Linked DNA regions of Homo sapiens: region 1 is linked to region 2. Evidence: chromatin contacts called from ENCODE Hi-C or POLR2A ChIA-PET data. All regions are on one chromosome and are shown on one strand. Each heading gives the region's core, a stretch centred on a gene start or an enhancer-like site at or near the end of the contact. The rest is flanking DNA. Distances are from core to core; before and after follow the strand shown. Region 1 has its middle 110 kb from the start of LINC03062. Region 2 holds the start of SEMA4D (semaphorin 4D).

Region 1 (6,525 bases), core at 3,294-5,793, 250 kb before region 2:
ACTCTTCAAGAGTTGTTTACCTCAGTTGATTATCTGTCTGTTCATCTTTTTACTTTTCCATGGGAAACAGGCAGCCCTGTGCCTTCAACAAAAATGACGCCATTCAACTCCCTTCTTCCCCTCCAGACCCTTCCAAGACCCTTCTGGCCTTTGTCCTGGTTTAGCAGAGTCCCGGATTCCAAGGTGGCCAGCAGAAGCAGGTCAGCTGCTTCCGCCACCAACGCCTATCCGGAAAGCAACAAGCAGTGCCCTGAAGGCTGCCCCAGAAACCAGCTGGGGGCCCCCGCATCCCTGCTGTCTTCAGGACGATTCCACACAATGCTTCGGAGGCAGCCATCCTTCTGTCCCATGTTGCCATGGCTGCTGAGGAGGCCATGCCGGCACGTCTCCAGCCCTGGCCCCTGGGGTCTCAGCTCTGCACAGAACACTCTCCACAGACGTGTGGAGAAAGGCTCCACAGAAGCCAGCAGCAAATGGCCGGGACAGCAAAGACACACCCAGTGTTTCTGGCCATGGTAGCAAACTGCGTTCTCAAACTATCTGTAGCGAAGGACTGGGAACTTTTTGTCGGTCTAGCCAATTCATTGCCAATGGACACTTTTGCGAGATATATTTGCTGAAATGAATTGCTAGAAAAATGACCATGAGCTTGGATGTTGCTTCTATAACCTAGTGCTGTAAAAGTGTCTGCTCACTCTCAATTTCTGTGCTTACCTCTCCATGGCCCAGTAACAGTGGGCAGCCCTGCACCCACCCACACGCCAGGCTTTGTGGAGTCCTGGTGTGAAACTCATGTGCCTCCCCAATCCTGGGACTGGTGGAGTTGGGGTATTCATACTCCACTCTGAGAAGGATCAGTTGAAGAATTCCTGAGTTAACTCCTGGCACTTCTGCCTGTTGTGGGCTCAAACTAAGCAAGTGTGATGGTGAATTTTGTCAACTCGCCTGGCTAAGGAATGTCCATATAGCTGGTAAAACAGTATTTCTAGGTGTGTCTGTTTGAAAATTTCCAGAAGAGATTAGCATGTGAATCAGTAGACTGACTAAAGAAGTGGACCAATGCAGGTGGGCACCATCTAGTCCATGGAGGGCCAAGACAGAACAAAAAGCAGAGTACACTTAATGTGCTCTCTCTGCTTAAGCTGGGATATGCATCTTCTCCTGCCCTTGGACGCCGGCACTGCCGGTTCTCAGGCTTGCAAACTTAGACTGGAATTACATCATCAGCTGGCCTGGGTCTCTGGCTTGCAGATGGCAGATTGTGAGACTTCTCAGCCTCTATAATCACATAAGCCAATTCCCATGAGAAATCTCTGTATGTACGCACACACGGACATCAGATGGCCAAGGCCCACAGCGGGGGAGCAGGGCCCTGCCCAGTATCTGAGCCAGCAATGAGCCCTCCTAGGACAGGCTTCGGGGAGGGATTGCTCTGGTGTTTTGGTGGAGAAACGGTTTGTTGGTGGGAATTCCAGGAGTCAGCACATGCAGAGACCTGGAGGTACAAAAGGTCAAATCGTGTTAGGAAAGGCCAGGGCCCCAACACTGGTGCATCTCATGTGCGGTGCAGAGAAGGATTCTGGAGGTCCAGCGGGCAGCACAGCAGCCACTTGGGCTTGGAGTGAGTGGACAGTCTGTTCTCCGCTCCCTCCAGCAGCAGGAGAGGCGCGTGCGGTCAGCCCCTGCCTGTCAGCTCTCTGCTGAAAACTGGGAAAGCAGGTGATACCAAATCCACAATCCTGCCCTCTGAAGGGTCCCAGCCTCCCTCAGTTCTTGGATGAGGGGCCTGAGGCTGGCTGGCAAAACCCTGCCTTGCCTTCTCCCAGAGCTGCCTTTCCCAGTGCCTGTGGCATCCACAACCCCTTCCCAAGCAAACCACCAAGAAAACAATAAAATCACATTGGCATTGGAAGTGGGCCAGACATCTGATTGCACGGGTGGCACCCCCTCCCACTTGTAGCTCCAGATTCTCTATCTGTCAGGCCAGACCTGGGGAGGGCTGGCAGCTGGGCTGACCATGGTGGACAGCTAGCCCTCCTCATGCAGCACCGAGACCAGGCCCTGCATCCCTTTAGCACTGAGTCTCTCTGATCAGGCCCTGGGACTTCTTTGAGGCGATTGCCAAGCCTGCAGACAGGCATTGGTTCTCCATCCTTGGGAGCCAGGATGCTCCTCTGGCTGTGGCCTCCAGGCAGCGTGTCCCTTGCTCCATGATGGAGCCATCTCTTTGGGTGCATGCCGCCCTCCCATTCTCTCCTCTCTATCATCCAGAGAAGTCTCACTGCCACCCTCCCCTGCTCTCATGGTGAAGCACCACGAGGACCAGACAAATCCTAGAGCTATGTCCTTGGCCCAGGGCCACACAGCCCATTGGCTTGGCAGGGCCAAGGCTGGGGCCTCATCCGTGTTGAGAACAGCTGTTTCTCCATCCCAGCTGAAAGAGCCCAGGCTGACATTCACGTCACAGTTGAATGAAGCCTAGAGTGACTCTCCCCAGCAGCAACTTTCCATCAGTGCAGCCGGCTCCACCCAGGCCCCCCACAATCCTCACACCTAGATCAGGAGCAATTTCTGCAGGAGTTGTGGGCATGAGGCAGAGGGTGCCCAGAGCCCCCGTGTCCCCCAGGGGAGTGGACTGGTGTGAGACAGTCCTCACCTCCTCCCTAAGCACTTTCTCTGCAGGCAGCACATTAAACTACCATGATGGCACCCTCACTACTAAGATAAGGAAACTGAGGCTGAGCGTGTCTGTGGCCTACCACACTTCATTAACTTCCCGGGGTTCTGACACCAGGACTCAGGTTTCCTGATTTGCATTTAAGTTGTCTATCCACAACTCAAGGGTCTATTTTGAGGAATAAAAATAAAACAAATATAAATGTTTTCCTCATGGGATAAGCACACATGTCAATGTGGTGTCTGGCCCTCCCCCACTGAGAGTGGGGTCTATGGGCTTTCCCTGGAATCTGGGATGGCCTGCTGCTTCCACCAAGGGCATATGATAAAAGCAATCCTTGGGGATTGGCCAAGGTAGAAAGGTAGAAGCTGGGCTTTTATGCGGCATCCTAGGGGCCACACAGCTTCTAACTTTTCCACCAACACCCATTCTGAAGTGCTGGGCCTCCATAGAGGAAGTCTGCCCTGAGGCCACCATGCTGTAAGGAAGCTCAAGCCACACAGAAGTGCTCCAGGCAGCTGCCCAGCTAAGCCTAGCCTTGCAGAGCTTCCAGCCCAGCCCTGAGCCCGCAGATAGAACACACCCAGGTGTTTGCATGCCCCAGCTATGGAGTCACCCCTCTGGGTGAGCTTTCCAGCAGCCCTGCCTGAACACCTGACTCACAGAACACATGAGCCCAGGGAAATAGGCATTGCTTTATGCCGTGAAGCATGGGCTAGGTAGTGACACTGGAACAGTGGATCCATCTGCAACAGGAAGATCCAGGCCTGCATTTCTCCAGCAGGCATGATCCACCATCACACACACTCTCAGCAGCCAGGCCTAAGCTGAGGTATGTAAGGGACTGCCCTGGGTGATGACTGAGGAGTGAGGGGATGATTCCAAACCCACCCCCTTCCTGCAAGGAGGCTAGAGTCGAGAAGATGGAAATAAATTGATAAATCACCTGTCACCCCACCAGAGCCCCCAACCATGAAACTCTGGAATGAGACACATAGGTGGTGATCCTCACATGCCCAGGACCGGGCTGGCCACGGTCAGTGAACTTAGCCCCCGGCCAGCCCATACCCTGGCCCCACCCCATGGTGGATGCCCAGAGCCTAGAGCTGGAGTCAAAGACACCATAAAAGCAGAGCCGGCGGCATTCCCGGGACAGTAGGGCTGTCTGTGGTGAGTCCCACAAATCGTGGTCCCCCTGAGGCTCTTAGACCACAGCAGACATAGAAGCCCTGCCAGGCAACTCTCTCCAAGGACACCAAAATTATTCTGTCACTCCTGGAGCTGCTGTAAACATTGTGAACCAGGCGAGAACCTCTTTGAAGTTCAAACCTTGCCTACCCACAGAAAGGGACTCTCCAGCCAGGCAGCTCTTCACAGGGCAATTAAGATGTTGTCTCCAGGTATCTGGGCAATTTGCAGGGTTCGCTGTGGCTTTTCCTGGCAGTCAGCTCTCTGGCTCCTGCCAGAAGGCTAGGTACAGACGGGCAGTAGCCAGGAGGCCCAGGGCAGGGGCTGCAGCCAGGGAAGTCTGGGACCCCTGGGGGCAGCAGGGCCAGTTTGGAGGCTGCAGACGCTCCCTCCCGCCACAGGGCTGTCTCAGGCCAGCCAGAGCACACCTGAGCTCTGTGCTTTGATGTCCTGTCTTTGCAGACAGCTTTCTTAGCTCTCACTGAAACTGTTAGAAGTGATTCTTAGCATGCCTTTTATCAGAGACCAGAAGAAGGAGTTGAAAGTGGGACTCTGGGGTTTTCAAAAGAATCTGCAAGACTGGGGAGGGGAAGAAAAACCGCCTCAAGCCCTGAAAGGAAGCAAACAAAGGTCTATAGTCTCCCCGAGCCTGGAGGCCACGGTCCCAGGCCTGTGATGTGTGTAAGGGGAGGGGTGTGCTCAGAAAAGCTGCTGGGTTCACAGCTTAGGGTTTGGGTTGTGGTTTCACTTGGATCCTGTTAGAAATCTAATTATAAAAACCAAAGGGGCAGGTTCTCAAATCCCAGGCAATGGGGCACCCACCACCCTAAGCCAGCTCTTCTGCCTGGGACCTCCCAGAGTGTGCCACCTCCTGGGCTCTGCAGGTGAGGTGGGGAGGGCTCCAGATGAACAAAAATGCAAAATGAGAGCAGACAGCTGCAGTGATAGCAACCCACAGCTGGGACTGAGTCCCACCAAGCAAGCAGAGGCCTGGACTCCCTGAGGCCACAACGACCCGGCCGCGGTTTCTCAGGCAGAAGCTGCTGCCACAACCCTTGTAGGCCCAGCTGTTTTCACGGTGCTATTTGCCATAAAGGATGTCTTTCTTCTGGTTTGGTAAGAGAGAGACCTTCTCAGCAGCCATCAGGATCACAGCAAAGCCCCTGGTCACCAGGCAAGCCAGGCTCCCAAGGCCAAAGACATGTGAGGATGATGTGATACCTGGCCAGGAATGAGGTATCCCAGGCCAGGTGCCTGCAGGTGTTGGGTAGATGAGGGAGACTGCACCCCACCCTCAGGAGCCACCACCCACGGCGCTGATGGACATGCTGGCCAGCAGCCTAGCTGGTTTTTATTGTAGTAAAATATGCACAACATAAAATTTACTGTCTTAATTCGTTGTTCAGCGTACAGTTCAGTGGCATTAAGAACATTCACACTGTTGTGCAACCATCACCACCCTCCATCTTCAAAACGTTTGCATCTTGCAAAACTGAAACTATCCCCATTAGACAACTCCCCAGCCCCCAACCCCAGCCCCTGGCAACCACCATCCTACTTTCTGCTTCTACGAATTTGATTGTAGCTGGGACACTAGCTACCTCAAATAAGTGGAATCATACAGTTTTTATCCTTTAGGTATCTGACTAAAGGTAAAGGTATTTTTAAAGACATTTCAAGGCTGGGTGCAATGGCTCATGCCTGTAATCCCAGCATTTTGGGAGGCCGAGGCGGGCAGATCACCTGAGTTCAGGAGTTTGAGACCAGCCTGGCCAACATGGTGATACCTCATCTCTACTAAAAATAGAAAAATTAGCTGGGTGTGGTGGCACGCACTTGTAGTCCCAGCTACTCGGGAGGCTGAGGCTGGAGAATCGCTTGAATCTGGGAGGCAGAAGTTGCAGTGAGCCGAGATCTCACCACTGCACTCCAGCCTTGTAGAGCAATTCTCCATCTCAAATAAATAAATAAATAAATATAAAAATAAAAATAATGACATCTCAATTGAATTGATAGAGTCATTTTACCTCTTTTGTCCTTTTTCAATTAATAAATAATAAAAATAACTATTTCAGTGTACTGTTCTATGAGCTTTAAGACATGTATAGATTGTGTAACCACCACTGCAACTGGGATACAGAGATGTTCTATCCCCCAAGAAAACTCCCTGTACCTCCCCTTTATATTCACAACCTCCCCCACCCCAACCGCTTACAACTACCAATCTACTCTTTCTCCCTAGGTCACCTTTTCAGGAATGTCATATACATGGATGTGTAGCCTTTTGAGATTGCCTTCTTTCACCCTAATGCCTTGGAGGCTCATTCAAGTTGTCGCAGGGATCAATAGTTTGTTCTTTCTTACCCCTCAGTTGTGTTTCACGGTATGTCGGAGCATTTGGGGGCCTGGCTTGCTTCACTTAACATAACATCCTTAAGATTCATCCGTGGCCAGGCGCGGTGGCTCAAGCCTGTAATCCCAGCACTTTGGGAGGCCGAGGCGGGCGGATCACGAGGTCAGGAGATCGAGACCATCTTGGCTAACACGGTGAAACCCCGTCTCTACTAAAAATACAAAAAATTAGCCGGGCGCGGTGGCGGGCGCCTGTAATCCCAGCTACTCGGGAGGCTGAGGCAGGAGAATGGCATGAACCCGGGAGG
Region 2 (6,000 bases), core at 3,205-5,704:
AAGCTGGTGCAGGCACCAAGGAAGTGACGTGTAAGGTGACATTCGAGCTGAGGAGCAGGGTGGGGGATATTAGCTCTGCCCAGGGTGCATGGGTTTGTGTTGGAGGAAATGATGCCAGGGCAGAGCCTTGACACATAAGTGGGTGTCTGCCAGCCAGCCAGGGATGCGAAGAGGTCCATGGTCTGGCAGTTGGTGACAGCAGTCACCTTAAAGGTCAGAAAGGCATTGCTGGGGCAAGTTCACTTGCTGGGGCAAGTCTAATCCAGCAGACACCAGCACTGATTAGATCAATGGTCAGATGGGGCCACATCAGCATCCTGTACACTCCCCAGTATGACGAAGGATGGCTTGGTAAACCATTCTGCATGTTCAGTGATGTGGGAAGTGCTGCCATGAGTGTGTGCACCAAAAATGGATTACACCCCTTCACCAGATTTATCTAGCACTTAGTGGTTTGACAGTTGAACGCTGTGCAGGAGCACAGAGCAATGATAACATCTCAGCACGGCCTTCATTTCTATGCTTCTGCTGGTGTGACCCCACGTTTCCAAGTGTGGCTTTAACAAAAAGAGCTCTGTGGGTCCTGTGGGGGTCTCAGTGGCAGTAAGGACATATGAGGGTGCTAGAGGTGCCTGGGGATCTCAGAGCCTTCAAAATCCCTTTCGGCTTCCTTCATTGACATGTTCTAACAATCAGGGTGCCTGACAGAGACCGGTGTGGACTCTCTATTTTGGAGAGGCTGGCCAGGAAGGCCACACTCTTACCAGCCTTTTCTGGGGTGCGGGGAGGAACAGAGCTAGGAGTAGGAGTCACAGCATGGTCTTGGCAGCCACTGCATGGTAACAGTGGAGGTGTGGCTCACCCACGTCTCTGCAGAGTGTGGTCACATTCAAAGGACATCTCCCCGGACTTTTCTAGAAGCTGCTGGCAGGTCCCAGAGCCAACCTTCCCACAGTCCCTCAGAGGACCCCGTTTCTCCACTTGCTGTGCTGACTCTCTCTCTAAGCTTAGCCTGGACACTCTGCATGCCACTACAGGTGAGAGGCGGCAGGCCGACTCTTTCTGAAGACACCTCCTCCACTGCGTAAGGCTCCACACTGGGCGATCTGGAAACGGCTCCCAGCCCACTACGTGCCTGTTCCCTCCTGCACTGCAAAGTGGAAGCAGAGGATCCTCTCTCCTCATATCCACCTGGGCCGTGTTGGAAGCTGAGTATTATTTGTGCTGCCATACTTGAGTTTTTTTCTCATATGGGACTTAACTATTATCAATCCAGTTACTATGCTCATATGCATATAGATGGTGTCAACATTCTGGCTGGGAAATGCAGAGAAACTTTGCAAAGCATGGTCTCAGTATCCAAACACTTGGCATTTCTGGGGAAACTAGGAAATAGATTGGTTAATATGATCTTTGATATGCTTGAACTTAATATTGGAGGGGAAAGTAAGGGGGTGAGAGGTAAGGCAAGATTGGAGTTCATTTAGCTACTTTTATTTTTATTTTTTGAGACTGAGTTTTGCTCTGTCGCCCAAGCTGGAGTGCAGTGGTATATGATCTTGGCTCACTGCAACCTCCGCCTCCCGGGTTCAAGTGATTCTCCTGCCTCAGCCTCCTGAGTAGCTGGGATTACAGGTTTGTGCCACCATGCCCACCTAATTTTTGTATTTTTAGTAGAGACGGGGTTTCACCATGTTGGCAAGGCTGGTCTCGAACTCCTGACCTCAGGTGATCCGCCTGCCTCAGCCTCCCAAAGTGTTGGGATTACAGGCGTGAGCCACTGCACCCAGCCTGCTACTTTTATATCTATGTTTGAAATGTCCCACGACAGAGTGTGAAACAAGAATAAAAAGGCAAGCTTGGTCACTTTGGGAGACATAGGCAATCATGCTGAGAGAAGGGAACAGGGAAGAAGGTCAGAGAGGAGGGAAGAGGAAGACCTAATAATGGCATCCAAGTCCCGGTTCTAATGGTACTTGGGGCATCTTTGGATGCAAGTGAGCCAATAGTATGGGCTGAAGTTCTATCACTTACAACTAAGAGTCCTGTCTCCTTCATGAATGCAATAAACATGTTTGGGGGCAATTTTATATAAGCACGGTGCAAAGAAGCCCTTGTGTTCGCAGCCTGGGCATTGCGGAAAGCTTTTTGGAGTTTTTACTGAATTCTCTCATGTTCTTCTGTATGCATTAGGAAACAGGCTAGAGAGGACAGTATTCTGGAAGGTCATGATGCCAGAAGTGTGGGCCCCAGGACAGCCATGCAAAGTCTCTTCTTTGCCCTGGGCTGCCCTCTATTAGATTCTGAGCATGTGGGTCTAAAAGCCAGGAGAGAATTCAGCAGTTGTTGAGAAGCATACCCCTCTGCTGCTGGTCCCCTCCCTGCAGTGTGTTCCCAAGGTGGCCCCAGGCCTGTCTAGACGCTGGCTGTGAAGGGCACGCTCCTGTAGGGGCAGCCGGCTCTTCCACAGTGAGGTCTGTCAGAAAGCGCCCACGATAGGCAGGAATCCACTTTCTCATCTAATTTCCACCCATCTGTCCTCATTCTGCCCTTCATAACACCACAGAGTAATCCTTCTTCCCGGGACAGTTTTGCACATATTGGGGTTCTTCTGTCTTGTGCTCCACACATTGATTTTCTAGGCTGAAGACTCCCGGTGGGTCAACTCCCCTCCCACGGGATACTGCTGGCTGCCTTAGACACCAAGCAAGGGCATGGTATTCTAGATGTGTCTGACTAGTGAGGAATAAAAGAGAGTCCCCCCACCCCACCCCAATCAGTGCAATGCTTGCATGTGTAGATCCTAAGCGTGCATCCCTCCTTGGGTATAGAATGCTGTTAAACCAGTTCTGTCCTAATCCGTTCCCATTATGTTTCAATCCAAATGGGATGTGGAACATGGATTCATGGACCCCTACAATTGGAAAAGAGCTTGGAAAAGACTTCTCTAGTTTTTCCTGTAATAGTCACCAGCACTGAACCCGAGCACACGGTGCAGTGGGCTTTACCTGCCATTCTCTCTCCGTGCTCCCCAAACCCTCCAGGACGACCACACTGTCCTCATGTTGCAGGGTACAGAGGTTTGCTGAGGCCTGAGGTTATTTGGAAACTGCAGAGCTGTGAGTCAAGGGAGTCTATCAGATTCCAGGTCTGGATTCTTCAGCAAGAGGGTGGTGGCTGCCATGCCGTAGAGGGAGGAGGGGGTGCGTGCTCCACCCCACCCTGCTTGACACCAGCTTTGCCATCTTAGCCTTTGCTGGGCCGAAGCCCTATTCTCAGAGCTCCGGCACTGAACCACAGAAACCACAGGAGGCCCTAGAACGGAACTCTGAGACTGTTGGGCCTTTAACTCTGTGACTGTTGGGCCTGGGACTGGCTTCATTTGTAAACTCTGGCTCTCAGAGCCAGTGCTCAGCAGGAAAACAGCCTCAGGGCCCCTGCCCCTCAACAGCAGTCTGTAGTCCAGGGAGGTATCACCTGGCCTGGAGAGGGGCTCCCCAACTCCTCACATTTAGGGGAAATCTTAGCTGGTTCCGTAAGAAACTGTGTCCCCTTCTCAGGACTGTGTTCCTCAATAGGCCTCCCAGCCTGGCCAGTCACTGTGCGAGCCCTGTCACCTCTCCTGGGGGCAGAGGGAAGAGGTCTGGATGGAGCAGCACCATCTCTGAGGGCCCCCAGATCCCCAAACCCATGGGCTAGTCACAAACAAGTCTCACCAGCAGCCTCACAGGAGGACCATTTGCCATACAGAGTGGAAAATGATGAACGTTTGGCAAAAGGCTAGCACGGGGGTTCAGGGAAACCAAGACTCCAGGTGGTGCCAGCCCCTCCCCTGGGGAATGGGAGCAGCCTGGTGTGAAATATTCTTGCCCAAAGTCAGCAGCCAAGTGTTCTGGGTGCCACGTGCCTCACGCACACTGCAGGTCAGGTTCTCAGAAGAGCTGGCCCAGGGTCTGGGGGTGAAAAAAAACTGGGGGATTTGGGGGAGGCCTGGAAAGGGTGGGGTTCATCCAGGACCCCAGAAGGGGCAAGCTTGTCTATTGAGAGCTGGTGAGGAAGAGGGTGACAGGGCACCTCTTGGTCCTGGGAACGGGTGCTTGACTCAGCAGAGACCAACCCAGGGCTGAGGGACAACCCTCTGGGCCTGGCGGGGAGGCAAGAGAGATGGGAGGTGAGGAGGAAGGAGTGGGGAGCAAAAGTGGGGAGAAGGGGAGAGAGGTGGAAGAGTGTTGCGAAGGTGAAGAAAGAGGAGGAAAAAGAGAAGGGAGGAAAAGAAAGGTTGGGGGAGGGAAAGGAGGGAGGTGAGCAGGGGCGAGGAGGAGGGAGGAGGAAGGAGGAAGAAAGGGGCGGGGCCATAGGAGGGAAGAGAAGAAGGGGGAGAGGAAGGGGAAGGGAAAGGGGAGGAGGCGGGAAGGGAGGGGGAGCGGAGGAGGGGCCTGCGCGCCCGCCCCGCGCACTCCGTCCCCGCGCCGGCCTCAGCGCTCTCGCGCGCCGCAGCATCCCAGCCGCCGCTGCCGCCGCCGGGCCTCCCCGCCACCCCCTCCCCGGCCCGGCCGCCTCCCGCCGCTGCCGCCGCCGCCGCCGCCGCCATTCCTGGCGCCCGAACTCGCCCGGCCGGGAGCCGCCGCGGGCAGGACGCGCGCTGCAGGTAAGCGGCCGGGCTGGCGCGGGAGGGAGGGCGCGCGGGGCCGGGCAGGTGCGCTGGGGGCGGCCTGGACCCTCCGCGGAGCCCCCACTCCACACCCCTAGGCTCCTCACCGGACCCTCGGGGCCCTCCCCGAACCCCTGCAGGAGCCTCCTTCTGGGATCCCCGGACCCCTGGACTCCTTCCTGGATCCCCCCGGGGCCCCTCCTGGGACGCCTCCCAGAGACACCTACCCGGACCCCTCCGACCCCCTGGACCTCTCTGCTATCCCTCCCCGGCCTTCTCCCCTTCCCGGTTGCCTCCCCAGTCCCTGCGCGCAGGTGGCTCCTCTGGGCGCGGGGGAGCGGGGGCGCGCTGCATACCCGGGCCAGGGAGGGGGCGGTGCGCTCGGCCAGGCCCCGTCGCGCCCCGGCCCGCCCAGTCCGGCCCCGCCAGGTCAGGCCCCACTCCGGCCAGCCGGGCTCTGGCCGGGCCCCCGCGGGCTTCTATTTTGGTCGCGGAGGCCGCGGACCCTGTGCACTGGACCCGGCGCCGCGCACTCAGACAGGTGGGGCAGGTTGGGCCGCAGTGGTCAGGTCGCCGCCTTGGCAGTGAGTGCTGCAGGCCTCGGTTTCCTTTCGGGTTTTGGTTGCATTATTCTAGAACAGCCCAGGAGAACCACAAGCCTTAGCTTGGGCTGCACCTGTTGCAGCCGCCTAGTGAGCTGCAAGGGGCTGGCTCTACTGGGGTTATGCCAGTAAAAACGTGTAAAGGAGAGTTGAACTCGTGGTTGTCCTCTATTTTCTGGCTTAGTATTTTGGGGGGTAGGTGGGAGAGTGGGTGAATGGGAGTCTGTAAGTGGGCAGTTTGCGTCAAATGAGGCCTGGTGTCGAGGGCTGGGTCCTGCTTTCCGGAAGGTTTTCCACATGAAGTTGCTTTGCTTTTGTTTTGAAAACCTCACTCTGTGTTGAGCACATCCCAGGCTCGTGGGTGGCCAGGCCCCCGAAGGCCAAGCTGGACGTGGGGCCTGGGGCCAAGCATCTCACCCTGCTGTTCTGAGTCTTTTCAAATCCACCAGGCGCCACGGAACGGAAGTTTCCTTTCCTGGGGGTGACGTGACACCAGTGGCCTGTCACCTCATATGTGTCCTAGGCCTGGGGCCTGCCTGCTGGCTGCCCAGGCGAGGTTATTTGGGAATGTTTACTGTGTCCCAGAAACAGGCAGCTCTGGCCAGTGCAGGGGCAGGATTCTGGTAGAGATGATAATGCCCTGATTGTCATTTTGACAGTTGGTGTCTGCGTATATCATGTCTTGGTAGTCGTCAGCCAGAAGAAGAAAGCAGGCGGGCTCAGCATACCCACCAGGGAGGCTGGGGT

What was found. A loop is a pair of places that touch in the nucleus more often than their neighbours do. ChIA-PET counts read pairs that join two places held with the same protein, here RNA polymerase II (POLR2A). Pooled maps may share reads with other maps.
Region 1: a loop to region 2 is called in a pooled map, with 3 times the contacts of the local background. The contact joins the enhancer-like site here to the promoter of SEMA4D in region 2. A Hi-C loop is called at or near these places in 1 of 168 maps with a recorded cell type or tissue (gastrocnemius medialis) and 4 of 50 pooled maps. POLR2A ChIA-PET finds 5 or more read pairs at or near these places in 1 of 52 experiments (OCI-LY7).

What each region holds. Positions count from the first base shown.
Region 1 is chr9:89,741,654-89,748,178 of GRCh38, reverse strand. No RefSeq gene overlaps it. Among named protein-coding and RNA genes, the nearest start is that of LINC03062, 110 kb to the right of the region's middle. RefSeq lists enhancers at 4,327-4,386, 4,987-5,036. Within about 2 kb of position 4,543, at least 6 of the 41 ENCODE cell types and tissues checked have a DNase peak (open chromatin) inside an H3K27ac peak, as active enhancers do; they include OCI-LY7, where a contact is called at or near this core.
Region 2 is chr9:89,496,567-89,502,566 of GRCh38, reverse strand. It overlaps SEMA4D (semaphorin 4D), which reads left to right and starts at 4,454. Exons shown (of 16, transcript NM_001371194.2): 1 at 4,454-4,648. RefSeq lists silencers at 4,365-4,554, 4,985-5,134.